Regions from separate parts of the Mus musculus genome. Here regions 2, 3 and 4 are each linked to region 1. A link is a loop called in an ENCODE intact Hi-C map of the cell type or tissue named here. Cell type or tissue: left cerebral cortex. All regions are shown on one strand. Region 1 holds the start of Crlf2 (cytokine receptor-like factor 2). Region 2 overlaps 4930522L14Rik. Region 3 holds the start of Gm35315. Region 4 holds the start of AB010352 (cDNA sequence AB010352).

The links. Peaks named below come from ENCODE experiments on the same cell type or tissue, not always from the same donor. Only the 100,000 strongest peaks of a DNase experiment are listed, where the experiment ranks them.
Region 2: a loop joins it to region 1, with 4 times the contacts of the local background. A loop is called at or near these places in 2 of 42 quality-filtered maps.
Region 3: a loop joins it to region 1, with 5 times the contacts of the local background. A loop is called at or near these places in 15 of 42 quality-filtered maps.
Region 4: a loop joins it to region 1, with 2.1 times the contacts of the local background. A loop is called at or near these places in 4 of 42 quality-filtered maps.

What each region holds. Positions count from the first base shown.
Region 1 is chr5:109,555,051-109,563,050 of GRCm38, reverse strand. Crlf2 (cytokine receptor-like factor 2) reads left to right here and starts at 4,058. Exons shown (of 8, transcript NM_016715.4): 1 at 4,058-4,246; 2 at 5,437-5,533; 3 at 5,884-6,050; 4 at 6,489-6,631; 5 at 6,870-7,032; 6 at 7,424-7,544; 7 at 7,694-7,778; 8 at 7,981-8,000. The coding sequence starts at 4,168. In left cerebral cortex, a CTCF peak has its summit at 3,938; DNase peaks (open chromatin) are centred at 4,516, 5,726, 7,226, 7,575 and 5 more places; H3K4me3 peaks cover 3,179 bases; H3K27ac peaks cover 2,869 bases.
Region 2 is chr5:109,747,959-109,755,958 of GRCm38, reverse strand. It overlaps 4930522L14Rik, which reads left to right. Exons shown (of 3, transcript XM_011249625.2): 2 at 4,088-4,364. Among named protein-coding and RNA genes, the nearest start is that of 4930522L14Rik, 45 kb to the left of the region's middle. In left cerebral cortex, no CTCF peak of the experiment used is centred here; DNase peaks (open chromatin) are centred at 3,986, 4,177 and 4,518; H3K4me3 peaks cover 1,076 bases.
Region 3 is chr5:110,092,300-110,100,299 of GRCm38, reverse strand. Gm35315 reads left to right here and starts at 5,502. Exons shown (of 6, transcript XM_017321231.2): 1 at 5,502-5,969; 2 at 7,304-7,393. The coding sequence starts at 5,967. Plcxd1 (phosphatidylinositol-specific phospholipase C, X domain containing 1) reads right to left here and starts at 331. Exons shown (of 8, transcript NM_207279.2): 1 at 281-331; 2 at 1-152. The coding sequence starts at 113. It also overlaps the pseudogene Gm46940. In left cerebral cortex, CTCF peaks have their summits at 366 and 4,836; DNase peaks (open chromatin) are centred at 51, 419, 1,204 and 5,828; H3K4me3 peaks cover 1,143 bases; H3K27ac peaks cover 1,478 bases.
Region 4 is chr5:109,861,869-109,869,868 of GRCm38, reverse strand. It overlaps AB010352 (cDNA sequence AB010352), which reads right to left and starts at 3,158. Exons shown (of 4, transcript NM_001378279.1): 1 at 3,057-3,158. The coding sequence starts at 3,059. Gm35089 (a long non-coding RNA gene) reads left to right here and starts at 3,249. Exons shown (of 3, transcript XR_389508.4): 1 at 3,249-3,546; 2 at 6,013-6,161. In left cerebral cortex, a CTCF peak has its summit at 3,331; DNase peaks (open chromatin) are centred at 2,627 and 3,204; H3K4me3 peaks cover 1,354 bases; H3K27ac peaks cover 1,029 bases.

The DNA.
Region 1 (8,000 bases):
GTAGCCACGAGGTGGGGCTGTCCTGTAGCCCTCTTGCACTGGTTTTGCCAGGAGAGAGCTTGTCACCCAGGAGTGCTGACACAGGCTAACAGACTTACAGGAGGAACAAGCTCCAGCCAGAGACAGCTGGAACATCTTAAAACCAGAGATTAACAGACGGCAAAAAACAAATGTAAGAATCTTACCAACAGAAACCAAGACTACTTGGCATCATCAGAACCCAGTACTCCCACCATAGCAAGTCCTGGATACCCCGACACACCGGAAAAGCAAGCTTCGGATTTAAAATCATATCTCATGATGCTGGTAGACTATTTTATAAAGGACATTAATAACTCCCTTAAAGAAATACAGGAGAACACAGCTAAACAGGTAGAAGTCCTTAAAGAGGAAACAAAAAAAAAGCCCTTAAAGAATTACAGGAAAACACAACCAAACAGGTGATGGAATTAAACAAAACCATCCAGGATCTAAAAATGGAAATAGAAACAATAAAGAAATCACAAAGGGAGACAACACTGTAGAAAGAAATCCTAGGAAAGCCGGGCGTGTTGGCACATGCCTTTTAATTCCAGCGCTCAGGAGGCAGAGGCAGGTGGATTTCTGGGTTCAAGGCCAGCCTGGTCTAGAAAGTGAGTTCCAGGACAGCCTAGGCTATACAGAGAAACCCTGTCTTGAAACAACAACAACAACAACAACAAATCCTAGGAAAGAAGTCATGAGCCATAGATGCAAGTATTAATAACAGAATACAAGTGATAGAAGAGAGAATCTTAGCTGCAGAACATTCCATAGAAAACATGGACACAAAAATAAAAAAAAATGCAAAGTGCAAAAATATCCTAACTCAAAACACCCAGGAAATTCAGGACATAATGAGAAGACCAAACCTAAGGATAATAGGTATAGATGAGAATGAAGATTATCAACTTAAAGGACCAGTAAATATCTCCAACAAAATTATAGAAGAAAACTTCCCTAAAGAAAGACATAACCATGAACATTCAAGAAGCCTACAGAACTCCAAATAGACTGAAGCAGAAAAGAAATTCCTCCCAACACATAATAATCAAAACACCAAATGCACAAAACAAAGATAGAATATTAAAAGTAGTACTACTCCCATTTTTAGATCCTGGATGGTTTTGTTCAATTCCATCACCTGCTTGGTAGTGTTTTCCTGTAACTCTTTAAGGGATTTTTGTGTTTCCTGTTTAAGGGCTTCTAGCTGTTTACCTGAGTTTTCCTGTATTTCTTTAAGGGAGTTATTTATTTCCTTCTTAAAGTCCTCCACCATCATCATGGGAAGTGACTTTAGATCCATATCTTGCTTTTCTGGTGTGATGGTGTATCCAGGACTTGCTATGGTGGGAGAGTTTGGTTCTGATGATGCCAAGTAATGTTGGTTTTTGTTCTTCTGTTCTTATGCTTGCCTTCTGCCATCTGATTATCTCAAGTGCTTGCTGCCCTCAGTATATCTGATTGGAGCCTGTCCTTCCTATAATCCCGGTTGATTCAGGACTCCTCAGAGTCCAGCTTTCTCTATGATTTTGGGCTCCTGTAGACCTGAGATTCTGGGTGTGTCAGAGTTCTTGGCAGTCAAGCTTCCTCTGAGAGCCTGAGATCCTGGTGTGACCAAGCTCCTGTTATCCTGGGATCCTGGAATCCTAAGATCCTGGTCGCGTTACAGTGCCTGGAAGTGGTGTCTCCTCTGGGGACCATAGGGCTGTCTGGTGTGTTTGAAACCAAGGTATACCAGCACCTATCAGAAGGAACCCGACCGCTGGTCAGTCAGGGCTCCTGTGTCCTTGCTCCTGCTGTCACAGGCCCATCAAGATTGTTTTGGAACATGCTACATCCACTCCAGTGAAGTCTGCATGACAGGCCTAAAAGCCTGGAAGCAGTCATGAGGCAAAGAGTTTTACGGAAACTTAGCCTCCTGGAACCTTGGCATTCCCATAGCACATACACTCAAAACCTGTCCCCGAGTTAGTCTGGTGTATGGATCCCTGTGCTTTCTTTCTGTATTGTTTTAAGTGCCTTTAAGGATTGATTTTGACATATAGATAAGCCTCTACCAGTGTTCCAATGTCCTAGAAAGTCCTTGAAGCCTACCCTGAGCTTGCAATTCAGTAAGAATGTTTCCTATTCAGTAACATTCAAATTTACCTCTAGTAGAGACAGTGAAAATAATCAGGCATTACTATTTACTAGAACAGAGCTAGAAAAGCTCAAGGCTAGTCTGCATAGTAATTACTTAAAACAATAGCCAAGTCACATCCATAAACAGGAATACACAATGGCCTAGGAAATAGGTGGGTTGCGGTATTATTCATGAAAGGGTTAGTAAAATGGAATTCCCCTGGTGCAAGTTGTTCACTAGGCCCAGAGGAATAGGATAATCAGGTATTTACTAAAGGAGCCCTGGTGGTGGGTTTAACAATAGACTAGCATTGCATCAGAGCATTCACCTGGCTCCTGTGTTTAGCTGATCTTAATTAGGGTTGTTCCTATTCTCAGTTGTAAACACTGCCTGGCTCCCGCCATCTTTTTATGTATGCATTTTCTTTGTTTTGTGTTAAGAAACAGTGTACCTTGATGAATGTATCCATCAGCTTTCTTGTTTTTCTTCTGTATTATAAGACTGGTGCTGAGCGTGGTGGCACACGCCTCTAATCCCAGCACTGGGGAGGCAGAGGCAGGTGGATTTCTGAGTTTGAGGCCAGCTTGGTCTACAAAGTGAGTTCCAGGACAGCCAGGGCTATACAAAGAAACCCTGTCTCGAAAAAAAATCAAAAAACAAAAACCAACCAAACAAAAAGACTGGTGCTTGCTTTGAGAAAATAATCCAGATACACACTCCCTTGTGTCCATATTTATTTGTTATCCATGCCAACTCCTTGCTTGCCTGTAAGTACTGGAACCTCGTTCCCTGCAGATCGATGACCCAATTGAGGTTTGTCTGCAGCAGGAACAGATGTTTTGTTCCACTCACCAGTGATCCTAAGATTGTGTGGAGAGTCCTCTGGGGACCATGGGACCGTCTGCAGAGTTTGTGCACAAGGTGACCCGGAGCTGGTGCCGACTGGAAGGGCTGCAGTGCCCTTTCTTTTTTCTTTCTTTCTTTCTTTTCTTTCTTTTTTTTTTTTTTTTTTTGGTTTTTTGAGACAGGGTTTCTCTGTGTAGCCCTGGCTGTCCTGGAACTCACTTTGTAGACCAGGCTGGCCTCAAAATCACAAGAACAACGCACCTAGAGGTGTCACTGTTCACAGAAAGTAGGGTAACCTTATATTAATCATTAATTAAGTACATGGCTTACTCACAAAACCACAGGTCAATATGATGGTAGCCATTTCTCAATTGAGATCCCCGGTTCTCAACATCTTCAGGTTTGTGTCCTTATGAATGAAACCATTTTCCACCAAACTTTAGTAATTGGTGTAACAATGCACAGTGCTGCCCTGTTTGTAAGTTCAAATTTGTATATTACTTAAAATCTTTGTATGATTAAGTACGACTTTTGTTAAGACAAAGAAAAAGATATGTTCACTATTATCTAATATTTACATACCATTTAAGTTTCAACAAAGCGATTTACTTTTGTGCTGGGCCACCTAGAGACTGGGAAAGGGAGAAGCAGAAGTGACCTGGAACAGAAAGTCACACGATGGCCAGCCACCTCCATCTTGGTGAGGTCAATGTGCAACCAAATGACAGAACAAAGAAGTAGAGAGGAACAGACATATGGGAGCAACACCTCCCTTCTGTTTTTGGATAAAAGACACACAATTTTTATTATTTACAAGTAAGCCTTAAAAAGCACCACAAGAGCCGGGCAGATTAGATGGGCGGGGGCGGGGCCTTGGAGGTTTGGGGGCGGGGACAGGCCGCGAGGGGCGTGGTCGGGGCGCACGCGGAGTCCACCCCCCCCCCCCCGCCCCCCCCCCGCTTCCCCCTATCCGGGTGATTGATGGGAAGAGGAAGCCGGGCCACGCCCATGTCGGTGAGTCGCCGCATCCGTTTATTGCCGTGGCCCCGCCCCGTCGCCCCAACCCCCGCCCCCGGCTTCCCGTTTTCGGCTCTAAGCGGCCTGGGCGCCCTCGACTCGGACCGGCTCGGACCGAACCAGCTGTCAATCACTGCAGCGTCCGCGGCCCCGCCGGCGACATGGCATGGGCACTCGCGGTCATCCTCCTGCCTCGGCTCCTTGCGGCGGCAGCGGCGGCGGCGGCGGTGACGTCACGGGGTGAGGAGTGAGCGGGGGCGGGGCTGCCTGTCAATCGCCGCGGTGGGCGGGGCCCGAGCAAGAGCTACCAAGTTGCTTTTCGTCCCATCATTGCTTTTCGTCCCATCATGAATATGCAAATAAGGCCTCTGGCCCTCCTAAGGGCGATCGGATAGCGCTTCGTTTGCATATTCATTTTGATCTTTGCGTATGCATGAGCCCCGCCCTCCCCCCCTACGCTCGGCGCTTTCTCCTCAGTAATATGCAAATGAGACCTAAACCCCGCCTTGACCTCATTAGCATAGTGCTGCCGCCACAATCTCGCTCCTCCTCCTGAATATGCAAATAAGGCCTCTGGGCCGCTCCTTCTTTGCATATTCATATACAGCTTTCCCGCTTATATGCAAATAACGCTTCGCCCCTACCGAGTTCTCACTCATCGCTTCTCATTTGCATATCCATCGGGAGATACACATATTCATGAGCGATGTATTTCTGTCTTCCATCCCCTCATGAATATAGAATTGATGCCCTGTCCATATGGATCACTATGCATTTGCATATTTTCCCCACGATTTACATATGCACAAGCCTCAACGTCTTGCTCCAACGTCCCTGATCATGAATATGCAGATGAGACCTCAGATCTCCGAAATTGAATCTGCCCGCTCCTCATCATATACTGCTATTCTCATATGCACCAGCCACAAAGTCTTCCATCCTTTTCCCCTCATGAATATGCAAAGAATGCTTCCCCAGTCCATCTCCACTCTGGTTCACTGCCTGCTCATTTGTGTATCCATTGGTCGCTTTGCATAGTGGTGAGCCCCGCTTCCCTACCGCTTTCTTTGCGATCATGTATATTCAAATGAGGCTCCGACTTGCTAGCTGCTCATTTGCATATTCGAGAAGCGCTTTCCATATTCATGAGCCCCCAATCCTTTTCCTTTTCTCTGTTTGTGAATATGCAAATGAGGTGTCGCCCACCGCTACAGTTCTTGGGCCTCTCGTTTACATATTCATTCCCTATATTTGCGTACGAGCCAGAATGTCTTCCTCTGTCTTCCCCTGCCTAGTGCATATGCAAATGAGGCCCGGCCTGCTCCCAGCGCCCTAGCCAAGGGTCTGAGTCAGGGAAATGGCTGCGATGGCTCTTCTGGAACGCGCTGACGTCACGGGCTGCTCCCCTGATCCCCGCCCTGCCCCCGCAGGTGATGTCACAGTCGTCTGCCATGACCTGGAGACGGTGGAGGTCACGTGGGGCTCGGGCCCCGACCACCACGGCGCCAACTTGAGCCTGGAGTTCCGGTGAGTGAAGGGGGGCGGGGCAGAACTTCTGGTCTGTGACTTCCTGTCGGAATCATTGAATGATATATGGGAGGGGGCGGGATTTCCTCTCATTCCTCTTCACTCACTTGCTGTTCATTCTTTTAAACGCCTGAAAGAGTGGGCGGGACTTCCTGTCTAATTAATGATTGACAAATGATTAGGGACGGTACTTCCTTTCAGACTCTGATGAATGACAGGAAGGAGCGGTACTTCCTTTCTGCCCATCACTTTCTGTTTGAGGTGTTGAAATTCAGATGCTCGTGGGCGGGACTTCTGGTCCATCACTTCCCATCCAGCTGATCCTTCCCCCTTAATCCCCGACTCTGCAGTTATGGCACTGGCGCCCTGCAACCCTGCCCGCGATATTTCCTGTCCGGCGCTGGTGTCACTTCCGGGTGCATCCTCCCCGCGGCGAGGGCGGGGCTGCTGGAGCTGGCACTGCGCGACGGAGGCGGGGCCATGGTGTTTAAGGCTAGGCAGCGCGCGTCCGCCTGGCGTGAGTGGTGTGGGCGTGACATGGAGGGAGGGGGCGGGGCCTTGGGCGGAAGTACGCAGGAAGTTGCCTGATGATGTCTCTTCAACTCCCACTGAGTGGGGCAAACAGGAACTGGGCGGCGCTTAGACGGGAAGTTGGTCTTTGATACCGGAATTGGGCTCCAGGGGTTAGGCAGTGCTCTGATGATGTCACAGCTGCGCCTTTGGACTCCGGTGGGCGGAGCATAGACAGAAAGTGGTTCTTAGGAATGGGAAGTAGGCGTGTCCTGCTCTCTGAAGTGCGCCCCTTCCCTCATCCCGATGGGCATGGCCTTCATGAAACAGGCGGGGGTGGGACAGAAAGTGATGTCACCGCCACAACACCCAGACTCTCGGTGGGTGTGGATTAAGCCAAATGAGGTCACAGCAGCTCCTCCCACCCCCACCTTCCCCACCGCAGTGAAGCCCCGCCCACCTTGGAATGTGACGCTGCTCTGGACACCAGACGGGGACGTGACTGTCTCCTGGCCTGCCCACTCCTACCTGGGCCTGGACTACGAGGTGCAGCACCGGGAGAGCAATGACGATGAGGACGCCTGGCAGGCGAGTGAATTCATGGGGGGCAGGGCCGGCCCCTCCGTGACCTCTGACCCCACCTGCGACCTCCTGCCCCCGCACACTGCGTTTTCCAACCCTAACAATAGATGCATGGCCTTTGACCCCACCCATGACATTTGAATCCTTCCCGCCTCAGCCCGACCTCTCTCGCCTCTGGCCCCAAACTGTGACCTCTGAACCCTCCAGTGACCTCCGACCCCCTACAACCCCCCCCTCTCCGCAGACGACCTCAGGGCCCTGCTGTGACTTGACAGTGGGCGGGCTCGACCCCGTACGCTGCTATGACTTCCGGGTTCGGGCGTCGCCCCGGGCCGCGCACTATGGCCTGGAGGCGCAGCCTAGCGAGTGGACAGCGGTGACAAGGCTTTCCGGGGCAGCATCCGCGGGTGAGGGCTTGGCCTGGGGTTGTCAAGGCTTCACTGCGGGTGGGTGGTTGGCAGGGCCTGGGTGACTGAAAGACGGGTGGGCGTGACCTGCGATGACGTCATTGATACCAGGGATGATTGATAAGCGAATGGGCGGGGCTTGGAAGTGATCGAGGGTTACATCATCAGTGACATTATCCTGTGCACTTGGGTGACTGACAGGCGGGTGGTGGTTGGGGTCTGGGTAAGATGAACTCATCGGCTCCTGGATGCTTGACAGGTGGGTGGGCGTGGTGGCGATGACATCATTGGTGACCCGGATGACTGCCGGGCAGTGGGCGGTGCCCCTGGTGATGTCACCACGCCACTCGACTCACAGGTGACCCCTGCGCCGCCCACCTTCCCCCCCTAGCCTCCTGTACCGCAAGCCCCGCCCCATCCCCGGCCCTGGCCCCGCCCCTCCTGCCCCTGGGCTGCGGCCTAGCAGCGCTGCTGACACTGTCCCTGCTCCTGGCCGCCCTGAGGCTTCGCAGGTGAGGGGTCTCCGAGGAGTCATGGGGTCATGGTGGGGTAATTGCGATGTCTACGGCGATGACGTCACCACTGTGATGACGTCATGTTCGGGTCGGGGGCATGGCATGGGGGTGTCAGGTGAACCCTGACCCCTGACCCTGAACCCCAGGGTGAAAGATGCGCTGCTGCCCTGCGTCCCTGACCCCAGCGGCTCCTTCCCTGGACTCTTTGAGAAGCATCACGGGAACTTCCAGGTGCGCGGGGGGGGGGGGGGGGTCAGGATCGCTGTGGGGGGTCACTTCCTGTCCCCGGAGAGTGAGGGCATGAGGCAGGGGGATGATGGGAGTGACAGGCGTCACGGGCCACTGCCTGACTCCAGGCACCGCTCCCCTCCCCCTCCCCCCACCCCCTTCCCTCCACCCCCCCCCTCCACACACACAACCCCTTTCGCTGCAGGCCTGGATTGCGGACGCCCA
Region 2 (8,000 bases), 190 kb before region 1:
ATTGTTACTGGTTCTGCCAAGCTTGTTCCTGGGTTTGAGAAAAAGCTATCATTCATCATATATGAGGGCCTCAGAGAAAAGTATGCTTGATTAGGCCAGCCCTCAACACAACAGTTTTGTCTTTTTTTCATAGACTTTCAAGACCAGTGTGATCTTGCCCATGTGGCAGAACTATGCATTTCTCAAGAAAATTAGACCTTTATGGCTCACCAAGCCTTACTGTTGCTTGTGATCCTGTAATGTCCCATTGAGCAGCTTGTTAGAGGCCTGCTCTTTAATATGAGGATTGGCCTGGTAGCTGGTTGTAAATAAGGGGTATATCCTTTATCATGATTTAGAGCCAAATTTAGGAACAGTCCTGGTGAACAAACATCTGTATCCTAGTATCTTAATCTCTAACAGGCTTGGTTAGCATACTACTTACCTGTGGGATGTTCTAGAGGCAGTTCTCCCTCATCTAAATTCTACCTTACCATCTCCTAAGAATTGGTAAATCCTTTCCATCACTGATTATACTCTTCCACATCAGAGTTTAAGATTGGATTGCTACCCAATACATGAGATGCCTTTTACAACCTCCACAAATTAACTCCAAATGGATCTTACACCTAAATGTCAAATGCTAAGCACAGAACTTTTAAAAGACACTAGAGAAACTAGGCCTCTCTAGGTTGGTATCCTGTCAAGGATGTTTCTACACACGAGCCGCTGATGGAAATGCTTTGTACAGACTCAGCCCCCAATAAGTGAAGTTATTCAGAGGCCACCTCTGGTTCCTGAGAATTGTTAGAACCACAAAAGACCTCCCAGGCAGCCACAACTCACCAGTTTCCCACCCAGCCCCAGGGAGGACCCAACACACCAGCTCCCCATGCCTACCCAGCTGCTCTTCCCGACTGTGGACAGTGAGTGTGTGCTAACCACTCCCCAATTTCAGAGCTTGCCTGAACTCACTTCCCATCACCCAACATCAGCATTCAGGGCATCTCTCACAGTACCATTCAAGCCTACTCAGCCACAGGACTGAACCTGCAACATGGCATCCAGGAGAACACCACACCTAGTCTGCCTGGCAGGTCTGCCTGGAGGCCCTGACTAGCCAGTGAGTCTTGAACACCTCCCTTAGAGTTAGAGTGTGCTGAAGGGACACAGCATAGTGTTTCCTGACCAAGTCAGACCTTTTCTTTCTCTACAGAGATTTGCTTTTCAGTAGCACTTGTGACTGCCCTCCAACTGTCCACCCATCTGTCTTCTCACCCAGCCACAGGGAGGACTCAACACTCCAGCTTCCACTGCTCAGTTAGTTGCCTGCTTCTCCCCTTTGTGTGCAGTGGCCTTGTGTTACCAGGTGGAGACTTCAGAGGTTGCCTGAGCTCCCCTCCCTGCACTTAATAGACACTTCTTCCTCTGGGAATCAAGGTAGATGGCTTGCATAGCCCAGTACTCAAGTTGTAGTGGCGTTATTAATCTGTCTCACAGGAGAAGGGTGCCCAGAATATTATCAATTACAGAGGGGTTTTAGGAAACAAGAGTTTTGTTTTGTGCCTTCATGCTGGGTTCAGGCAAACTACAGCTACTTTTCCCCTGGTAGGTCTGAGACAAGCTGGGAGAAAAGCAGGAAACAAATGACAAACACTGTGGAGCACTATTGTTAGCTGGCACATCTTTCTCAGTGGGAAGGATGAAAAACAAAAACCTGTGCACACACACAGCTATTTTAGTAAAGATTCGCTTGATGAACAGAACTGATAGAATGAATCTCTGTATGCATGTTGAAAGTGAATTTATCTTAATATCTCACAGTCTAACAGCAGCTGTCTACCAATGGAAAGTTGAAGAATCCAGTGTGGTTCAGTAAATGTGGTTGGATGTCTCAGTCTTCAGTATATACTGGAGTTTCAATGAAGTTGGATTTTTAATGCCAGGAAAAGAAAGAATGAAAGAAAGAAAGAAAGAGAGAGAGAGAGAGAGAGAGAGAGAGAAGAAAGAAAGCAAGCAGGCAGTGGTGGCACGCCTTTAATCCCAGCACTTGGGAGGCAGAGGCATGTGGATTTCTGAGTTCGAGGCCAGCCTGGTCTACAGAGTGAGTTCCAGGACAGCCAAGGCTACACAGAGAAACCCTGTCTCAAACACAAAAAAAAAAAAAAAAAAAAAAGAAGAAGAAGAAGAAGAAGAAGCAGGAGAAAAGGAAGGAAGGAAGTTGTTAGCCAGATGTAAGGTAAGTAGACAAAGAGAACCAGCTCCCATCTTCAGTGTCCTTTCTCTATGTAGGCTGCCACCAGAAGCTGTGGCCTAGAGTAAAGGGGGGTCTTATCACCTCAAAAAAAAAATCCAAATTAAAGAAGTGTTTTCACAGTTCAAAAAGCTATAATAAAAAAAACCCTCCTCAGTACCCAAAATCTTTCAGTTTTAGTTAATTCCACATGTAGTCAGTTTGACTATAGGAAAAGCCTAAATGCAGGACAAGATGAAAGAACTGAGAAAGATGCCGCCCCCCTCCCCGGTCAGCAAGGTGAGAATAGGAGTCAATTCCAAGGCAGAGATTTCCTTCAAGAAAGGAAGCACTGGGATTTTATTGAAGGAGTCTGGATACGTTCACATCTAGGTTTCCTACTCCTACACGTGCTAAGTTAGCCATCGTTGGACTAGTTGGACTACAGCCTGTGAAATATTCCAATAAATCCACTTTGTACATACCTAGATTCCTCCTATCAGGTCTGTTCATCTAGAGAACCTTCACTAATACAGTTCTATGTGCGAATGTGTGTTCACCTTCCCACGGAGGAAGGTGTGCTGGCTAACAGCAGTGCTCCACAGGTTTGTTATCTGGTTCCTGTTTGTCTCCCAGGGTTCACATACCTACCAGCTGAAAACTAGCTGCACTTTACCTAAGCCCAGCCTGAAGGACACGACCCAAGTGAAATTAGAGTATTTTCCGGTTTATTAGGGGTAGCTCTCTAGAGGATTCACTGATCCCAAGGAAGTAGAGAGTTCACTGGTCCCAAGGAGGTCAGAGAAGTTATGGGGTGGGAGAATAAGGAGCAGAGGTGGGGAGAAAAAGCCAGCAAGGCTAGCTGGGAGAGAAAAATGCAGGGGAGTAGGGATTGGGAGGGGAAGTGGAGGGAGAAGGAGGGAGAAAGACTGGAGAGGGAAGAAAGGGGAGAGAGATCGAGACAGAGAAACAGAGAGACAAAGAGTACAAAATGTCTGGATTATGTAGAAAGGGCTTCTAGGAAGGGAAAGCCTGGCCGCTGGGCTGGGAGTTCAAGGTACAAGGTGGGGTCTGTCAACCTTGCCCTGTAACAGGTGGAGACTGAGGAGTGCTGGGAGAACCTGGAGGCCCAGCTCTAACCTTCCCAGCCTTGGGCAGACTAAGCAGACCTTGAACATTCGCCATGACAACCCAGGACAGAGACATCTGTCTTTGTTGAGGTGCAGGTTCTCATGGGAACTTAGCTGTTTTGGCTGCCTGCACTGACATTGCTCTACAACATACTGCAGCTGAAGAGGGGGATGGGTTTTGTAGGTTTTCCCTTTATAAACGCAAACCTTATTATTAAACTTTGAGCCTTAATCAGAACCTTTGCTTGGCTTCATTCTTCTCTCACCCCAATACCTATTCATTTCCAGTTCCTGTTTCAGATAAACCCAGTTTGCTCAAGGCAGGTGGATGGCTCCTTTGGTGTGTTAGTAATATGCAGATCAGCCTCTGATCCTGGGTCTGAATCCCAACAGCAAGAAAACAGAACTATTGTTTGCCCATGACACAATTTAATTGTTAATATTCTGGGCACCTTTTCGCTTGTGGGACAGATTGATAAATCCCCTGCAGGTTGAGTAATGAATGGGCTATGCAAGCTCCCTACCTTGATTCAAGGAGGAAGAAGGCAAACAACCTAGTGAGTGAGGGAAGCTCTGGCTGACATCAGGCCCTGGCGATCATAGGGTCACTGCCTACCTAGGGGAGGAGCAAGCGGCAGAGCAATGGCAGGGGAGTGGTGAGGCCTCCCTGGGGCTGCGCGGGGAGACAGATCGGTAGCCTATTGGAGGATCGACACAAATACTACAGAATTGGAAATCCCTGCAGGTCTGGACTTGCAGCTTGTTGGGCTGAGAACCTCTACACCGCGTACCTTCAGCACACTCTAACCCTAAGGGAGGTGCTCCAGTCACTCAAGACTTGTTGGCCAATCAGAGTCTCTCGGCGGAACTGCAAATCAAAAGGAAGGCGGGTTTTTCCGGGTGCAGTGGCGCCTGTTTTGCTTAGTTGCGGAGCTGACTTGATTTGTCCCCTGTTCACTGCTCTCTGTCATGCCACTGAATGCTGTTTAGGGTGCTCAGTCAAGCTCCGAAGTTGCGACATGGTGAGTACAGGGTCACTGAAAACAATGGGGAGAAACCGGGGTCTGAGCGGCGCAAACTGCTGGGGTGGGTCTTTCCCGAAACTGCTTGGGAATCTGCGGCCACCTGTGAGGTCCCCTGAGGTCCTAGCCACTCGCGTGACCCAGCTGTAGCGTCTGAATAACTTCACTGTGGGGGCTGCATCTGTGCCGAGCATTTGGCTTGTGTGTAGAGAGATCTTTGGCGTGATCCCAAACTCAGAGAGTCCGACTTTCTACAAGTTCTGTTCTTAGCACTTGAGATTAAGGTGGACAATCCATTTGGAGTTCATTTTGTGGAGGTTGTAAAAGGCATCTCTTGTGCTGGGTAGCAATTCAATGTCAAGCTGTGATGTTAAAGAGTAGAATTGATGATGTAAAGGATTTAGTAAAGCTTAGGAAATAAATAGTAAGGCACTCCAAGTAGAATTTAGCTGAGGGAGGACTGCCTCACACCTCACAGATAAGTACTATGCCAGCCAGGGCAGTTAGAGGTTAGGATGCTAGGATACACATGCTTGTTCACCAGCATTGTCCAGAAATCATAACAAAGGAAACAAACGATTTATAATCTGACACTAGGCCCATCTCCTTATCAAAGAGCAGGCCTCTAACCAGCAGCTCAATGGGGCATTACAGGATCACAACCAACAGCAAGGCCTCTTGTGCCATAAGGTTCAGTTTTCTTCTTGAGAAAAGCATAGTTCTGCCACACTAGTGACAACCATTTGAAAACTTAAAAAAACAAAAGAAAAGAAAAGAAAACAAAAAACCCACAACCATTGCATTGTGTGTAGGCCTGATCCAGCTACACTTTCCCTGAGGTCCCCTTGTCTGGAGCAGGACACAGCTCCTTCTGAAACCCAGGAACAAGCTTGGCAGAGCCATTCACAGCCTGGGCCTAGTCCTTGGGAGCTTTCCCTGAGGCCCTGGGTATAGAGAGAAAACAGGGCTCCTTTACTTCGTTTTTTGTTTTTGTTTTGTAGAACATTTTTAATATTTTCAATTGTTAATATTTTTAAAAGAGAATAATTATTTTAAGATATATTTCACTGTTATATCCTCCTTTTACATTTCTGATTTTATTTTTCTGATTTTATTAATTAGGATACTGTCTCTGTGCCCTCTGGTGAGTCTGGTTTATCTAGTTGATTTTCTCAAAGAAACAGCTCCAGGTCTTGTTGATTCTGTATATAGTTCTATTTGTTTCTATTGTTTGATTTCAGCCCCGAGTCTGACTCTTCCCTGACATCTCCTCCTCTTGGGTGCATTTGCAGAGCTCCTTCTCTAAAACCTGGAATGTGCTTGGGAGCTGGGAATGGTCTGGGGCAGGGCCTTTGGGAGGGGTTGAATCAGATACTGAGAGCACAACTTCCCACCATATGGGGCTGTGGTTATCAGTTCCAAGGCCACTAGACGTTTGGTCAGAAATGTTTTTGAGAACCATTGAGTTTTCACTTGTGCAGCAGTGTTTGATTAGCCTTCTCCTGAGTGTGTCCCATTGTCTGATGTTTCTGCAGACTTCATACTTTCTTCATCTTTCTGCTGACTTCAGAGGTGTCTCCCATCTCCTTCCCTTTCCCTCATGTCAACTGTGTACAAGATGGTATTCTTAAGAAGCTGACTTAGCATAAGCCATAGCTTGTGTAAGACCTCCCCACCCCAGCTTTTATACTTTTCCTTTTCTGATGTTTTTCATCATCTGGAACCTTCCACTTAGGACACTGTCACTAACCTGCTGTGGTAGGGCACTGGTGTCCTTAAGAAATGATCCTGGAATATGCTTGCTGTGCAAATTTCCCATGTGTCTTAGTGGCTAGACTTACAGTCTCCAGTCTGTATTTAAGTTGTTCAAAACTTAACCTGGAACCTGAACCTAGAAGAGACTTAAGGGTGGCAGCATATGTGGAATGCAAAATCCATCCTAGTCTGGCTCCTCTTTAGCCTTAATCAGTGTAGCTGGTCTTTGCTACTTTATGGTGTCTTCTTTTTCCCCTCCCTTAACCCCCTTCCGTGACCCCCGCAACTGTTTCACCCCCTAACAGCAGACAGGAGAGAAACAGGGACGGAGGAGAAAGAGATCCTTGAGTGGAGTTTCTGTCCTTGTACTGGACGCCCCAGCATGAGTCAAACAGTCTCTGATGGGGGAGCAAGGAACAAAATAGGAGGTAGAAGGAAGATGCAAAGCCAAGAGTTAGATTTGGGAGAACTGCTGGCTAATACTGCTGCAGCAGCACCAGCAGCAACCACCAGCCTTGAGTTTATGTTTCATAGTCTTTTTATACCCCACAGAACCTTGGAAAGCAAAGCCACAAGCTAACAGAAACAATTTCCTGAAATATACACAGACTATCCGTACTTTTCCAGAGGCACCTCCCTTGAGCCTCAGGTATACCTCCTCTTATCATTCCATGCCTCATCAGACTGGGAAATCTGCCAACAGACCCTGACCCACCTTGACTGCCTGGATACAAACAAAGAGTAGGGTCAGTTCTAAGGCATAAACAAAGTAGAAATGTAAGAAAAAGAGAGTAAACAAAGTTCCCCGGTCGATGTATTCAGAGTCTTATCAAGATGATCAAGGTATGACAAGATATGAGGAACACATTCCTCAGCTGTACTTTTTTTGAGCTTACTTCCTTGACCTAGCCCAGTGCCAAATATTCTTGCCATTTTTTCCTAGAAGCGGTCCCAAGAACTCTCCCCACCTGGGAGAGTAGAAGATTCTAATAAAATACAAACTTACCATACTAGGGCTCTGTCTGCCCCTAGGGTGGGCTGGAAGGGGAGAGCTGGAAGGCCTGTGCTGTCTGAGTCATTTCATCTCTACTTCTCCAGTAGGAGAGCTGCTACTGTCCTCTGGGCAGTCTAGGAATCAGGAGGAGTAGCTTGCAGGTCCTTTCCATAATTCTCCTCTGATGCAGTTCATCAGAGAGCTGTGAGGGAGACCACAAGCCTTGCCATTGTGATTGTGGCAGCCACCAGGAAGAATAGGTTGACTAAACAATCTTATTGGACTGTGATGGACTGTGAACCAGACTGTGTTTCTTTTGGTACATGTGGTAACCTGGGCAAAAGGCCTTGGCCTCTGTGTGGATTTCCTGGGGAGGAGGAGGTTCTGCAGTTCTGGCCATAGGCAGCTGTGTTGCTTATAATCTCACTGCCCACTGTGCACACACAAGCAGTGCTTTTGGTGTGCAGAAGATGAATTTCAAAACTGAAAATCTGGTTTGTAGAGGTTCTGAACATTTCATTGCAAATTCAGTTTTGTGTGATAAATTTTACAAATAGTTTAGAAACTGGTAGAGATGAGGTTATGGGGATCCTCCTTTGGCCATCTTTGATTAAAATCCTTTTTCCTCTCCACTATCACCAGTCACAATGACTGGAGTGATTCAGGGAAATTCAGTTCCAGGGTCGCCAAGGAGTTTCTGAGATGCAGAGGATTCTTAAGTGTGCATGGTGGTGTGCAGGTGGCTAGGGCAGATTCTACATCATGTGCTATAATCCATGTGGCAGGAAGCAGACATTAAATTATTCTTCAACCTTGGTTTGTGTGTGGGCTCATTGGGGCTGGGTTTGTGTGAGATCTCTAGTGGGTATTAGGTGCGGCAGTGCCCT
Region 3 (8,000 bases), 540 kb before region 1:
ACGGTCAACACGTTCTTATGCACTGAGCGGCAGACTTCACCCACTCTTCCTACCCTGCTCGGCTCTAGTCCCTGCATTAGGGGTGGGGTGGGGACCAACTCTGACTGGCTCATTCTTCAGCCATAATCCTGGCAGGCCGGGCAGGCTAGCATCTGAGATACAGAGGGGAAAACTGAGGCAGCTAGAAGGGAGGGGGCCACCGAGGCAGCTGGGGCGAGGGGAAACTGAGGCACCGTGTCCCGAGGACTCCCTCCCTCCCTTGTCCCTTCCCCTCTCTTACCAAGCACCAGATCAGACTCCACTGCCAGCGCAGTTAAGTCATGCGTGTGTAGGCATAACCTTTTTTGAAATCTACTTTTAATAAGGGTTCAACCTCTCTTCTAACCTACCACAAGGAGCTGCTGTTCCCAAAGGCTCTGTGATGGGTCTTCCCTTCCAGGGTCAAGCCCTTACAGGCCCTGCATTCCTCTGCCCTGGCTCCAGAGCCAAACTGCCAGGCATCTACTCTTTTCATCCTAACCAGCTGTGGTTTTAAAGCCACAGGATGGTAAACTTTTGTTTCCCTGGCCCAGCAAGGCTCCTTCTCCTCCTCCTCCTCCCCCTCCTCCTCCTCTTTCAGGAATTCGAGCCTGGGGAGGGACACAGGCTGGAGAAGGATGGGCTCAGAGGCAAGTGTGGACTGGGGCACAGGGGGGACCTGAGCCTGGGGTTCCAGGAATTGCCTAGGAGCTCCCCGCATGCCACAAAGGTTCACAGACTTTTCTGTTTACCCCTCCCCCCCCCCCCCCCCGGGCTCTGCAGGATCCCCCACCAGAGGTCTAGGACTGGGTGGTTGTCACTGCCTCCAGCAACCCTCCCTTCCTCTCTCCCTCCCTCCCTTTTTCAGTCCCTCCCCCCTTCACCTGCCAAGGCCTGTGCAGGACTTAAGAGCTCTGCTGATGGTAAACCAGGGAAGCAGTCCCCTGTATGTTACAAGGGAACCCCTGAGTGCTTCCTGAGTGTAACCTCCCCCAGCCTTGAAGCAGGCTGATTCAGACCTTGCTGCCACTGAGTACGAGACCACCTGGGGTGGAGCCTTCTGACTTAGAGGGCTGTATTGTTCTGCCACCTGCCTCTGCTCTACTCCAAGACACTGCTACCTGCTGAGAGGCCCTTGAGATGGAGACTTCAAGCAATCCAGTAATTTACACCTACTTGCCAAACCAGTTCTGTGCAGCAGATGGCACAGGCTGGCAATGGGCATCAAGAATAGATCTGCAGTGGGTGGGCCTCCCCACTTTATAAGCACAGACTCTTAGTAAACTTGGGGGCCTTGAACAGAAACATGTCTTGGCCTCCATTATTTCTCTCCGTACAGCTCGGACCTCCCACTCAGGAACCCAGTTAGTGTGGCCGCAGGCGGTTACACCTGAGACCCACTTGTCCTGTGCCCTCAGCAGGTATCCCCGAGCCCAGTGCAGGTCCCCTGGGCCTTAGTAGGTGTCTAGTCCCCTCATAGGTATTCTCTGACCCGGCAGGTCCAGTGCAGGACTCCTGTGAAATCTGTAGGTGTTCTGTGCCCTCTACAGGTCTCCTGTGCCCCAGAAGGTGTCCTGTACCCTCAGCAGGTGTCCTGTGTACCCAGCAGATGTCCTGTACTCTCAGCTGACCTCCTGTGCTTTCAGGAAGGTTAGGGTTTGGGTTAGTCAGTTGTTCCATGTCCAGCCTAGGAAGGGTCCTTTGAAGCCAGATACCAGCAGCCATTTGAAGACTTCCACCTTTCCCAGGAGCATCTCCCAGACCATTTAGACAATCGGGAATGAAGGTCCCCAAGAAGGACTCTGGTCAATGGGGACAACCGCCTCTAGTCATGCCCCCACCTTGTTGGGGAACTTCAGGTGCTGCCCACCTATGGAATGCTATGGGCTGGGTTCTCTGGAAGTGGTCCTGTAAAGCCATCCTGGTCTCACAGCCTGGAGCCTGGATAACGGCAGTGAAGGCTAGACAAAAACCAAGGCCATTAACGAGATATATTGTTTCGGGCCTCCATGCCCAGCTCTCAGTAAAGCAAAAAACTGTACTGCGTCTTGCATTAAGCACAAACATCTGGCCCAGAATGTAGAGGTGGGTCCTTCTGTCTTGAGCCAGGACCAGGGCTGAAGTTCCTTGGAAAGAGAAGTTGCCTCAGTTGGTGGCATAGGAGGCTTGAAGGAGCTGCTGATGTTATTCCTGAAAGAGGAGGAGCATCTACCCTTTTACTGGTAAACGAACTAAACCCAAGTTTGTAAGAAGAAAGTTTTGTTCCTTTAGTAAGACTAAGCCTGCCTTGTTATTAAGAAAAGACCTGCCGGGCAGTGGTGGTGCACACCTTTAATCCCAGCACTTGGGAGGCAGAGGCAGGCGGAAGGCCAGCCTGGTCTACAGAGTGAGTTCCAGGACAGCCAGGATTACACAGAGAAACCCTGATAAGGAGAAGCCTGCCTGCTCCTTCTGCTCTCTGCGACATCTTTTTTTTTCCTCTCTCCCTCTGCATTCTGCGCATTGTTCTCTTAGTTTTTGTTTTTGTTTTTGTTTTTTTTTATGTTACCTTACAGTTTCTAAGTTATTCCACTCTGTATCCTCCTAACCTTGCTCTCTCCTCCTGCTCTGATGTCACAATAATACTCTTACTCTCAATGCCTTTTTTCCCCTATGCTATGCCTTTTCTTCTAAGTTCTTCTTGAGTTCAGTTCTGTCAAAAAAAAAGTTTTCTCCTGTCCTAACTAAAAAATTATCCTCAGTTCTGTTCTAAAAAGTTCTGTTCAGGTCTGACTAAAAAGCATTCTGTCACTCTTTCTTTTCGCTGCTGCGTCTGCAGCCATGAGTATGCTCAGGCTACAGAAGAGGCTTGCCTCTAGTGTCCTCCGCTGAGGGAAAAAGAAAGTCTGGTTGGACCCCAATGAGACCTATGAAATCGCCAATGCCAGCTCCTGTCAGCAGATCAGGAAGCCGATCAAAACTGGGCTGATCATCCAGAAGCCTGTGACTGTCCGTTCCAGGGCTCGCTGCCGGAAGAACACCTTGGCCCGACGGAAGGGCAGGCATATGGGCATAGGGAAGAGGAACGGTACTGCCAACGCTAGGATGCCAGAGAAGGTGACCTGGATGAGAAGGATGAGGATCCTACGTGGGCTTCTCAGGAGATACCGGGAATCTAAGAAGATTGACCACCATATGTATCACAGCCTGTACCTGAAGGTCAAAGGGAATGTATTCAAAAACAAGTGGATTCTCATGAGCACATCCACAAGCTGAAGGCAGACAAGGCCCACAAGAAGCTCCTGGCTGACCAGGCTGAGGCTCGCAGGTCTAAGACTAAGAAGCACGCGCGCCTCCAGGTGAGAAGGAAGAGATCACCAAGACTCTGTCCAAGGAGGAGGAGACCAAGAAATAAAGCTTCCCTCGCCTCGTGTCTGTACATAGTGGCCTGGCTGTGGCCTCACTTAGATCAGTCATTAAAATAAAACAAGCCTTTGTCTGTTAAAAAAACAAAAACAAAAAAAAAACCCGTTCTGTCTAAAAGGTTCTCCTCAGGTCGGTTATGTTTCTCTGTCCTCAGCACTTAGACATCTTTCAGAACACATGATCGCATGCTAAAAAAAGTTCATCACAAGTTTATGCATAATTTAAATCATAAATTGAAATAGAAGTTTACAACAGAGAATGTTTACATGCATATCCATTAGGAGTGATTATCTGGCTAGACATCCATCACCTGTCTCAGCTCCACAGGTTCACTGAAGGTTTAAAACCATAACTAAGTTATTAGTGAAGTTTTGTATAGATAAACCCAGTCAATATTTTATCCTCTCTCTTAGCACCTATAATAAATTGTTAGTTCCCTTTTTATGACCTTTGGTTTTACAACCTCTTGAAATGTGCTCTGAGTAGTAAAAGCAAGTGATTGGTGACAGAGACTGGCAAAGTTCTCATTGCAGTTTTTTGTTTGTTCGTTTGTTTTGTTTTGTTTTGTTTTTTGAGACAGGGTTTCTCTGTGTAGCCCTGGCTGTCCTGGAACTCATGCTGTAGACCAGGCTGGCCTTGAACTCAGAAATCCGCCTGCCTCTGCCTCCCAAGTACTGGGATTAAAGGTGTGTGCCACCATGCTCAGCTTTTTTTTTTTTTTTCTTCTCATTGCAGTTTTGACTATTAGAAAGGACCTAATAGCAGTCCCACTAATTTTAGGAATTGTTATAGGATCATCATTAAGAATTAAGAAGTCATCTATTTGTCTATATAGAATCACTACAACAACACTACAAGACAGTACATCTTCGTAGATCTGCAGAGATTTGCTTTAAAGGGTGGACTAATACCTAGTGATTATGAATATAATAATAACAGGAAAAGCATATTAGTAACAGGAATCGACTTCAGAAATCTGGTATATACTGAAGGCCAGCTGAGACACAGACTAAACCACTATTAGATAGACTAGCTGGACCACAGCCGGGAAATTATTCTAAGAAATCCACTTGTGTGTGTGTTTTGTTTGTTTGTTCGAGGCAGGGTTTCCTCTGTATAGCCCTGGCTGTCCTGGAACTCACTTTGTAGACCAAGCTGGCCTCGAACTCAGAAATCCGCCTGCCTCTGCCTCCTGAGTGCTAGGATTAAAGGCGTGCGCCACCACGCCCGACATAAATCCACTTTGTACATACATAGATTCATCCTATCAGGTCTGCTCGTCTGAGAACCTTTACTAATACAGCTCTGCGTGTGAATGTGTGTTCACCTTCCCACGGAGGAAGGTGTGCTGGCTAACAATATTGCGCCAAAGGGTTTGTCATCCATTTCTTGTTTTTCTCCCAGGGTTCTCACACCTAGTGGTGATAAACTAGCTGCAGTTTAACTAAGCCCAGCATGAAGGACACAACCCAAGTCTAACTGGAGTATTTGCAGGTTTATTGAGGGCAGCTCTCTAGTGGACTCACTAGTCCCAAGGAGGTCAGAGAAGTCGTTATGGGGAGGGAGAATGAGGAGGGGTGTGGGGAGAAAGAGAGAAAAAGCAAGAAAGGCAAACAGGCAGAGAAAAATGCAGGGCATGGGGAGGGGTAAGAGAGAAAGAAGAAAAGTGGAGAGAGGAAAAGGGAAGGGGAGGGAGGGAGAGGGGGAGAGGGAGACACAGAGACAGAGAAACCGAGACAAAGAGCACAAAATGTCTGGATTACATAGAAAGAGCTTCTGGTGGAGGGAAAACCTGGCCCTTGGGCTGGAAAGTTCAGGGTACAAAGCAGGGTATGCCAGCCATGCCCTGTAACAGGTGGAGAATGCAGAGTTCTGGGATAGGTCCGGCCAGCTTTGCTATTCAGTGCGCATTTCAGCCGCTTGTCCCAGCCACAAAACAAACATCTTGTTTCCTAAAATCTCTCTTTAATTGCTAATATCCTGGGCACCCTTCCACTTGGGCAGATTGATAACTCCCCTGCAAATTGAGTAATGGGCTATGCAAGCTATCTACCTTGATTCCGGAGTAAGAAGGGAAAGAACCAACTGAGTGCTGTGAGGGGAGCTCAGGCTGAAGTCAGAACCTGGTGAGCACAGGGTCACTGCCCACAGAGGGGAGGAGCGGGCTGCTGAGCAGTGGTAGGTGGAATCCTCTCTGGGGCTGCGCAGAGAGACAGATGGGTAGGCTATTGGAGGACAGGCACAAGTGTTACATAAATGCATATCTCGGTAGATCTGGAAAAGGTCGGGCCCCGGACTGGAAGCCTGGGCTGAGAACCTCTTTATCGCGTCTCTTCCGCACACTCTAACCCTAAGAGAGATTCTCATGTCACTCAAGAATCACTGGCCAATCAAAGCCTTCGGGCGTGCCAGTCAGAAGAGGAGGCGGGTTCTTCTGCGAGCCACGCGGAGGGTTCCTCTTAGTAGCTGAGCAGGCTTGAATGGTCCTCTGTTCTGACTCTGGATGCTGTGACTCGCGCTCTGGCAAGCTTTAAAGTTGCGGCATGGTGAGCACAGGGTCACTGCCAACAACCGGGAGGAGCAAGGGGCTGGGCAGTGGGAGCTGCTGTGTGGGTTCCCGCCTCCCTGCCCCCCCTCCCCCCCGCCCGGGCCGCCAGATGGGGCCACCTATGAGGTCAGGTGCGGCCACCTATGAGGTCCCTTGTGGTCCTAGACAATTGCTAGACCAAGCCTCTGAATAACTTCATTGTGGGGACTGCATCTGCGAAGAGCATTTGAAATAGTGGCTTGTGTGTAAAAAGATCTTTAGCTTGATCCCAAACTCAGAGAGTCCTAGTTTCTACAAGTTCTGTTGTTAGCATTTGACATTAAGGTGGACAATCCATTTGGAGTTAATTTTGTGGAGGTTGTGTGCTGGGTAGCAATCCAATATCAATCTGTGATGTAAAAGTACAGGATTGATGATGTAAAGGATTTACTAAAGCTTAGGAGATAGTAAGGCACTCTAAGTAGAATTTATCTAAGGGTGGACTGCATTTAACACATCCCATAGATGAATAATATGCTAACCAGGCCTGTTAGAAATTAGGATGTTAGGATACACATGTTTATTCACCAGGATTGTCCAGAAATATGGCTCCAAACCATAATAAAGGAAACAACCCTGATTTACAACCAGCCACCAATCCCATCCCCATATCAAAGAGCAGGCCTCTAACCAGCTGCTTAATGGGGCATTACAGGATCATAACCAATGTTAATTAGGGCCTAGTGTGCCATAAAGTTTCAGTTTTTTTCTTGAGAAAAGCATAGTTTTGCCACATGGGCAAGATGACACCTGGTGACAGACATTTGAAAAGTTTAAGAAACAAACTCAGGAGGCAGAGGCAGGCCCATTTCTGAGTTCAAGGCCAACCTGGTCTACAAAGTGAATTCCAGGACAGCCAGGGCTACACAGAGAAACCCTGTCTCGAAAACCAAAAAAACAAAAACAAACAAACAAACAAACACCACTGTTGTGTTGAATGCTGGCCTGATCAAGTAAGGCTTTCTTTCTCTGAAGTCCACGTGTACGGAGAATGACACAACTCCTTCTGAAACCCAGGAACATGCTTGGCAGAGCCAGTCACAATTTAAGGCCTAGTCCTTGGGAGCTTTCCCTGAGGCCCTGGGTATAGAGAAAACAGGGCTCCTTCTCTAAAACCTGGAATGTGCTTAGGAGCTGGTGGTAATGGTGTGGGGCAGGGCCTTTGGGAGGGGTTGAATCAGATTCTGAGAGCACAACTTCCCACCATATGGGGCTGTGGTTATCAATTCCAAGGCCACTAGAGGCTTGGTCAGTAGTGTTTCTGATTTACATTGAGTTCCCCTCGCGCAGCAGTGTTTGTTTAGACTTCACCTGAGTGCGTCCCATTCGATGATGCTTCTGCTGACTTCACAGAAGTCTCCTGTTTCCTTCCATTTCCCCCATGTAAGTAGGGTATTCTTTTTTCTTTTAAAAACGTATTTATTTAATATACATTTGTACACTATAGCTGTCTCAGACACACACCAGAAGAGGATATCAGATTCTATTATGGATGGTTGTGAGCCACCACGTGGTTGCTGGGAATTGAACTCAGGGCCTTTGGAAGAGCAGTCAGTGCTCTTAACCTCTGAGCCATCTCTCCAGCCTGATGTTATTCTTCTTAGGAAGCTTACTTAGCATAAGACACAGCTTGTGCAAGACCTCCCCACCCCAGCTTTTATACTTTCTACGTTCTTCTCCTATGTTTTTCATCGTCTGGGACCTTCCTCTTGCTGTGTAAATTTCCCATGTGTCTTAGTGGCTAGACTTGCAGTCTCCAGTCTGTATTTAAGTTGTTCAAAACCTAACCTGGAACCTGAACCTAAAAGAGACTTAAGGGTGACAGCATATGTGGAATGCAAAATCTGTCCTAGGCTGGCTCCTCTATTAGCATTAACCAACCTAGCTGGTCATTGCTACTTTATGGTTTCTTTTTTTTTCTCCACCCTTAATCCACCCCCAATGGCCCTTAGTTTCAACCCCCCTACCACTAGATAGGAGAGAAACAAGG
Region 4 (8,000 bases), 310 kb before region 1:
GGAAGTAGGCTCAGGTAGGAATCTGACTTTGGGCTAGGACTTAGGAAGTAGGCTCAGAATAGAATAGTTACATTTGGGCTAATACAAAGCTCCAGGTAAACTCAGCCAAGGAGTTATCTAAGTCCTGCTGATAAGCCCCTTAAAACTATGATTCCTGGACTTTGCTTATTAGCTTGTGTATTCCTTGACCTAGAACTGACCATATTATTGGCATGTACTTAAAATGGTATAAAAGCAGGCTTGAGAAAAATAGACCTGCTTCAGCCTCAGCACTGGCTGGAGTCATGTTACAGGGTTGTCTGTCTTCTTTTCAATCCTCGCTCTCCCTTGAGATCCTGTTGACTGACTGAGCTGAATGGTCTCTCTTCATTTTCCACTGCTACCTGCAGAAAGACAAGATGGCTCAAGTCCTCATACCCATCTGACAATAAGGGTGCACGAAAGATTAAAATTATATGGGAAAAGGAATGGGTCAACAGTGCTTAAGCGGTAATTACATGTCGTTTTTATGACCAATAGAGCACTGACTGTGAGAGTCTTTACAAGAACTTAATCCTTTAACTTTCACTATTGTCTTCTTTCCTTTAGCACAATGTCACCTTGAGGCACCTAGCTTGTCCTCAACAAATGAGCACTGAGGTAATTCTCATATTTAGGCTACCATAATACAACTGCAATGAACATGAGAATTCTGGTTCTTCTTTAAACTAATTTCAAGTGCATGGAAACTATACTGAGAAAACTGCTGGGATCCATGGCAATTCTGTCATTGTTATGAGGACTCGGTAGAATGGGGTTGCTTGGGAGTAGGTGCTATGTCCAAATGTATGAGAATATATATATTAAAATAAGTAAAATTTTACATCAACTATAACACAACGTGGTCTTAACTAATTTTAGTTGACATCTATGGAAAATCCCAACCTACTGCTTTCAGAGTTTATTCCTAATACACAATCCTGTACCACATTCATATTCATTGTTCAATTCTGGACGATGTCTTATTTTCACTCTTTTTGTTTTCTCAATTAAGTTACACTTAGTGAGATATCATTTATGTAACCCTAACAACGTATTGTGTCCCTAAAGTCTATGCTAAAGTCCTCTTTCTATAGCTTTGTATATGATTTCACATCATTTTCAGTTTCACATACTTACAACTGTAAAAAACACCATTATAGGGAGGTTTTCAAAAATAAAAGGGATGTTGGGTATTTCTAATTTGCAGCATAAATTCAAAACAATCTAAAGAAAACTCCTAACAGAAAAGCTGATTCCAAAGCTATCTGCCATGTTAAAAAAAAAAAAAAAAAACCCTCAGAATTGTCACTAGGGTGATGAAGAAATAGTAAGCCTTTCAGCACAATGTAAATTCTATCCGTACTTATCACAGAACTACAACAATCCAAAGCTTTACAACATTCGTGAAAAAATGAGATGTAGAGAAAAAAGCCAAGAACATAAGCCCCAAATTATAGTCAAGTTTCCATCAAAAGACCTAAGGAAACTCAGCCAGGAAAAATGTAAACATGATCAATATTACCCATGACTGCATGTGTATACAAATGGAATAAACACAGACTTCACAACTCCCACAAAAATAACCCATAGTGACCCCTAACTGGTACATTTCTGATCCCTCCAGCTACTACTGGTCCCACTTACAAACAGAGGCCCCAGAGCATTCTCTGCTGGGGTGGGGAGGTCTTACACAAGCTATGGCTTATGCTAAGTCAGCTTCTTAAGAATACCATCTTGTACACGATTGACATGAGGGAAAAGGGAGGAGATGGGAGACACCTCTGAAGTCAGCAGAAAGATGAAGAAAGTATGAAGTTTACAGAAACATCAGACAATGGGACACACTCAGGAGAAGGCTAATCAAACACTGCTGCACAAGGGACAACTCAGGGTTTCTCAAAAACATTTCTGACCAAACTTCTAGTGGCCTTGGAACTGATAACCACAGCCCCATATGGTGGGAAGTTGTGCTCTCAGAATCTGATTCAACTCCTCCCAAAGGCCCTGGGCCCAGACCATTACCAGCTCTCCCAAGTGTATTCCTGATTTTAGAAAAGGCCCTGGTTTTATCTCTATACCCAGGGCCTCAGGGTAAGCTCCCAAGGACCCAGTTGAGTAGGCCCCAGGCTGTGACTGGCTCAGCCAAGCATGTTCCTGGGTTTCAGAAGGAGCTGTGTCCTGCTCCAGACATGGGGACCTCAGGGAAATTACAGCTTGATCAGGCCAGTACTCAATAATACAAAAGTTTTCTTCTCTTTTCTTTTTCCCCCTTTCACATGGCTGTCACTATGTGTCATCTTGCCAATGTGTCAGAACTATGCTTTTCTCAAGAAGAAAACAGAACCTTTATGGCACACCAGGCCTTACTGTAGATTGTGATCCTGTAATGCCTCATTGAGCAGCTGGTTAGAGGCCTGCTCTTTGATATGGAGATGGGCCTAGATGCTTGCTGTAAATCAAGTTTGTTTCCTTTGTTATGGTTTGGAACCATATATCTGGGCAATCCTGGTGAACAAGCATGTGTATCCTAGTAACCTATACTCTAAATGCCCTGGTTAGCACATTACTTATCTGTGGGATGTGTTACATGCAGTGCACCCTCAGCTAAATTCTACTTGGAGTGCCTTACTATCCGCTAAGCTTTAGTAAATCCTTTACATCATCAATCCTGCACTTTTACATCACAGCTTGATATTGGATTGCTACCCAGCACACAACCTCCACAAAATTAACTCCAAATGGATTGTCCACCTTAATGTCAAATGCTAACAACAGAACTTGTAGAAACTAGGACTCTCTGAGTTTGGGATCAAGCCAAAGATCTTTCTACACACAGGCCAAATGCTCTGCACAGATGCATCCCACACAGTGAAGTTATTCAGAGGCTATAGCTGGGTCCCGCGAGTGGCTAGGACCTCAGGGGACCTCACACATGGTTGCAGATTCCCACTGAGTCCCGGGAAAGACCCACCGCAGCAGCTCGCGCTGCTCAGACCCCTGCTTCTCCCCATTGTTTTCAGTGACCTTGTACTCACCATGTCGCAACTTCGAAGCTTGCCTTAACACCCTCCACAGCATCCAGCGGCAGGACAGAGAGCACAGCCTGCTCAGCTACTAAGCGAAACCGGCACCAAGGCACCCGGAAACCCCGCCTTCCCTTCTGACTGGCAGGTTCGCCTAAAGGCTCTGATTGGCCAGTAAGTCTTGAGTGACGCGAGTACCTCCCCTAGGGTTAGAGTGTGCTGAAGGTACACAGTGTAGAGGTTCTCAGCCCAAGCTTCTGTCCAGGGCCCAACCTCTTCCAGATCTACGGGGATCTGCATTTCTGTAGTACTAGTGCGAGTCCTCAGATATCCTACCCATCTGTCTCCCCGCGCAACCGCAGGGAAGCCCCACCACTCCACCTGCCACTGCTCAGCCGCTTGCTCCTCCCCTAGGTGGGCAGTGACCCTGTCATCACCAGGGCCTAACTTCAGCCACAGCTTCCCTCAGTAGGCTGTTTGCCTTCTTCCTCCTTGAATCAAGGTAGGGAGCTTGCATAGCCCATTACTCAACTTGCAGGGGAGTTATCAATCTGTCCCATAAGCGGAAGGGTATTAACAATTAAAGAGAGATTTGGGGAAACAATAGTTTATAGAAATTAATAGGCTTATTAATTTCTGGTTTGTTATAGTCATAGTGTAATTTATTTTTGCTTCAATCTTAATAATCAGTTTAAAAGGATGCAGTTATGCAGTGGGCCAGCCCCAGCGTGGGGTGTTTCTTCTTTTTTGGTTTTGGTCTTATTGAGGAAGCGGAGGGGGAAGAGTAGGCTGAGGGAAAGACTTTTGTCTTTTGAGATTCTAGGGTAAGACTTTGTCTCACCGAAAATTTAGGGTTGCTGTATAATAAAATGTTTACTTATCTAAGTCTAAGTTACTATGCTGTTGTAGCTGACCTGCCTTCTGTGATCCTCTGAGGCCAGAAATCACAGTTTCTGGCACTCAGCACCTCATCCTAAAACAGCAGGAGATTAAGTAAAGGATTAATTGCTAGACCCTTTGCCCTATTGTCCAGATGCCTCCTGCTGGGAGGGAGTTTGGAGCAGTAGACTTCTATTGAACCAGGAGAAGAGAATAACACTCTAAGAAGGAAAAACTTTTACATAAGCAAATATGCATAATCTCACATAAATTCATATTGAGCTTCATTCATGCTCATTTATTCATTTTTATTCAAACCCAGCTGGGCCCAGCTTTCATGCATTCTCACAATTACATACTTACACACACACAAGCAGACATTCTCACAATTTTATACTTACACACACATCCATACTTACATATGCATATGGAGCAAAAGACCAAGCATGGGCGCAGCAAGGATTCACTCAATCTGGATGAAAAAAAAAAAAATGTGTTCCAATCTTTATTACATAGAGAAAGAAAAGGCTTCTACCTTTTTAATGCTAAATAAATTAAACCCATGTTTGTATAGAAAAAAAGCTTTGTTTCTTTTAGTAAGATTAAACCTGCCTTGTTCTTACCATGGCACCTGTTCTGTCCCATGGTTAGGAGAAGACTGCCTGCTCCTTCTGCTCCCTGGGACATCTTCTTTTCTCCTCTTTCCCTCTGCATTCTGCACATTGCTCTCTTAGTATTTTATGTTACCTATAATTTCTAAGCTACTCCATTCTGCATTCTCCTTCTAACCTAAAAAGTGTTCTGTCTAAAAACTTCTCCTCAGCTCAGTTCCTCTCTCAGCTCAGTTCTTCTCACCTCTGTTCCTCTCACCCCAGTCCCTCAGTTCTGACTCTTTGTCCTCAGCCCTTAAACATCATTCAGCATACATGATCACATGTTAAAAGTTCATCAAAAGTTCACACAGAAAATCAAATCATAAACTGAAATAGAAGTTTACAACAGAGAATGTTTACATGCATATCCATTAGGAGTGATTACCTAGCAAACATCCATCACCTGTCTCAGCTCCACAGGTTCAATGAAGGTTTAAAACCATGACTAAGTTATAAGTGAAGTTCTGTATAGATAAACCCAGTCAGTATTCTATCTTCTGTCCTAGCACCTACAATAAATCATCAGTTCCCTTTTTATGACCTTTTTAAAATTGTTTTACAACCTCTTGAACTGTGCTCTGAGTAGGAGAAAGTCTGGTTACTATCTATGAACAATGACCTGGTGACACTTGAGAGTCTGGGAGAGTTCTCATTGAAACATTGATGATCAGAAAAGGACCTAATAGTAGTCCCATTATAAAAGAGCTTAATAATCACAAATATAATTTTAGGAATTATTATAGGATCATCATTAAGACTTTAGTTATCTATTTGTCTATACAGCATCTCTACAAGATAGTGCATCTCCGTGGCTCTGCAGAGATCTGCTCCAGAGGGATGTGCTGCTACTTAGTGGTAGTTACATATGTTTATTAATAACAGGAAAAGCATATTAATAGCAGGAAACTTTCCTAAAATGAGTCCCACACAGCCTTGCTTAGTGAGGGCTCACCTGTCAAAGATTATATAATAATCCGAGGCAGGACACTTCAGGATGATCACCTGCTAGTTATTAGCTTGTCCCATTATGGCTCCTGACACAGTGGGACTGAGGTTGTATAAGAGGTCCAGGACATGCACAAAGCTGTCCAGATAAGATCCCCTTATCTCTATACTCTACAGCACTGCAGATGTGTGCTAGCACATCTTTGCTCTGAAAATATAGTGTTTTTTAAATTGGAATTACCTTTAATCTTTCTTTTAGCTTAAAAAGGCAAGGTAGTCATTTTTCCTTGGGACAAACATTAATTTCATGTTTTCTAAGAACTAAACAAATTTTCACTTTCAAATTTTAAAAGATTTACTTAAGAGATCATGTTCTGTGATCCACTGTGTTCATTTTGTGCTTCCTTCCATGTCTTGGCAGCAGGTTGCTCTGAGTATAGGAACTTATGCCATGTTTTTCTTTAATTTTATTCTTTATATATTTTCTGAAGATAAGAAGGTGGAATGTTTCATGTTTGGAATGTTTGCAAAACGACTCTGTCCTTACACATTACAGCATATGGATGAAGAAAAAGGAGAAACTACTTAATATTTATCAATTAAATATCTATTCTGCTCTTCACACCATCATTAGCTATAGGTAAGAAATGAAAAGATTTTACTTTTGACTAGAGTAGAAGAATGTGAATCAACATCGTCAATATGGTATTGGTTACAGTGCTGATTACAACCATCATATATTTGTTAAATTTTGCAAAAAAAGAGAATTGTGTGACTTTTAATATCACAAAGGATGCCTTATGTAAAAGAAATTTCCTTACCCTACCTAAAAATTTTGAGCCCTAACAGTACATTTAAGCCCCCTTTTTTCTGTTTGTCAGTAAATAGCTAGTAGGCAAGCCTAAGTTATTGAGAACCTAAATCATTAAACACCATCAAATAGAAAAATACCCCATGACAGTATCCTGCATACAGGTAGGCTATCTGCACTGAGTTACATTATAACATGATCTAATGTCCACATGAGATAGTGACACTTACTGGTTTTCCACAGTACAATAAAATAAGTAAAATGCTTTTGTATGAATACTAATGTCATAAAGGAATCTGTTTTCCCCAGAATGAGACACAGGTTAAAAGACAGAACTTAATGGCAGGTCAGTGCTTTGAAAGAGGGTTGGAGTCCTTCCCTCTCAGGGTCTCAATGCAGCTCACCACCTGCTATTTACATGGAAACAGCAGCAGACAGGACAATGGTCAGCAAGATTCAGGGAATGGTAAAGGATATTTTCAGTTTGTAATATGAAATTGAGGTACCCAGAGGCCTCAGAAGACATAACTTCATAGATAGGTAAGGAGCACATGGTCTTGTGAAAAAGCCCATGAGTTCAATAATATAAAAATTTGTAAAAACAAGGCTGGAGAGATGGCTCAGCAGTTAAGAGCACTGACTGCTCTTCTAGAGGTCCTGAGTTGAATTCCCAGCAACCACCTGGTGGCACAAAACCATCTGTAATGGGATCTGATGCCTTCTTCTGGTGTGTGTCTCAAGACAGCTACAAGCCGGGTGTGGCCCAATGGGGGCCACTTTCATTCAGACTGCCACAGGTAGGAATAAAATCTGTGTGTGATAGTTAACCATTGTCCAGGTAGGCAGGTGGAGGGAGGCACAGCCTGGAGAATGTTCAGACTGAATGTTTCTGGGCAGGTATGACTTCAAAACTAGAAATTCTTTCTTAAGTAAACAGTTTGCTCAGATGTCCACAGGTCTCTTCCTTTGTCCCTGTCCTTTAGAATGCAGAGGTGACACTTAAGAAGATTCTAGAGTAATTAAAGCCCTATACTGCCATGCTGGACTTGTGGTAGATGCTTGTCTAGCCTAGACTTTTCTCTTATTCTTTCAGCCACATCCTTTAAATCTCATCTTCTGAGAAAAGACTTATGCATTTGATTCTTCTGATATCACCCAGCACAGGCAGGAAGGAGGAAGGGCAGTGTGGCTGCCAGTGGAGAACAGGCCCATTACTGATGGTAGGAGTGGTGTGGGGCCTCGTCATTTCTGTTCCTCCTGAGGATGCTATTTTGAAGAAAACTGTTCCTCATGACTGAAGATTTTCACACATAAGACAAAGACCAGCAGCCGGCATGCCAGTGACATGTCATGGCATCAGTCTCCACATAGGCAGAGCAGAGTTCACAGAGCGTGGGTGTTGTGAAAGAGACTGTTGGAGGTAGGAGGTGTGAGAATCACTGTCTCTTCACCAGGATCTCATTCTTGTTTATTTTTTCCTTTTTAAATATTTTTTATTAGGTATTTTCCTCATTTACATTTCCAATGCTATCCCAAAAGTCCCCCATACCCTCCCCCCAACTCCCCAACTCCCCTACCCACCCACTCCCAGTTTGTGGCCCTGGCGTTCCCCTGTACTGGGGCATATAAAGTATGCATGACCAATGGGCCTCTCTTTCCAGTGATGGC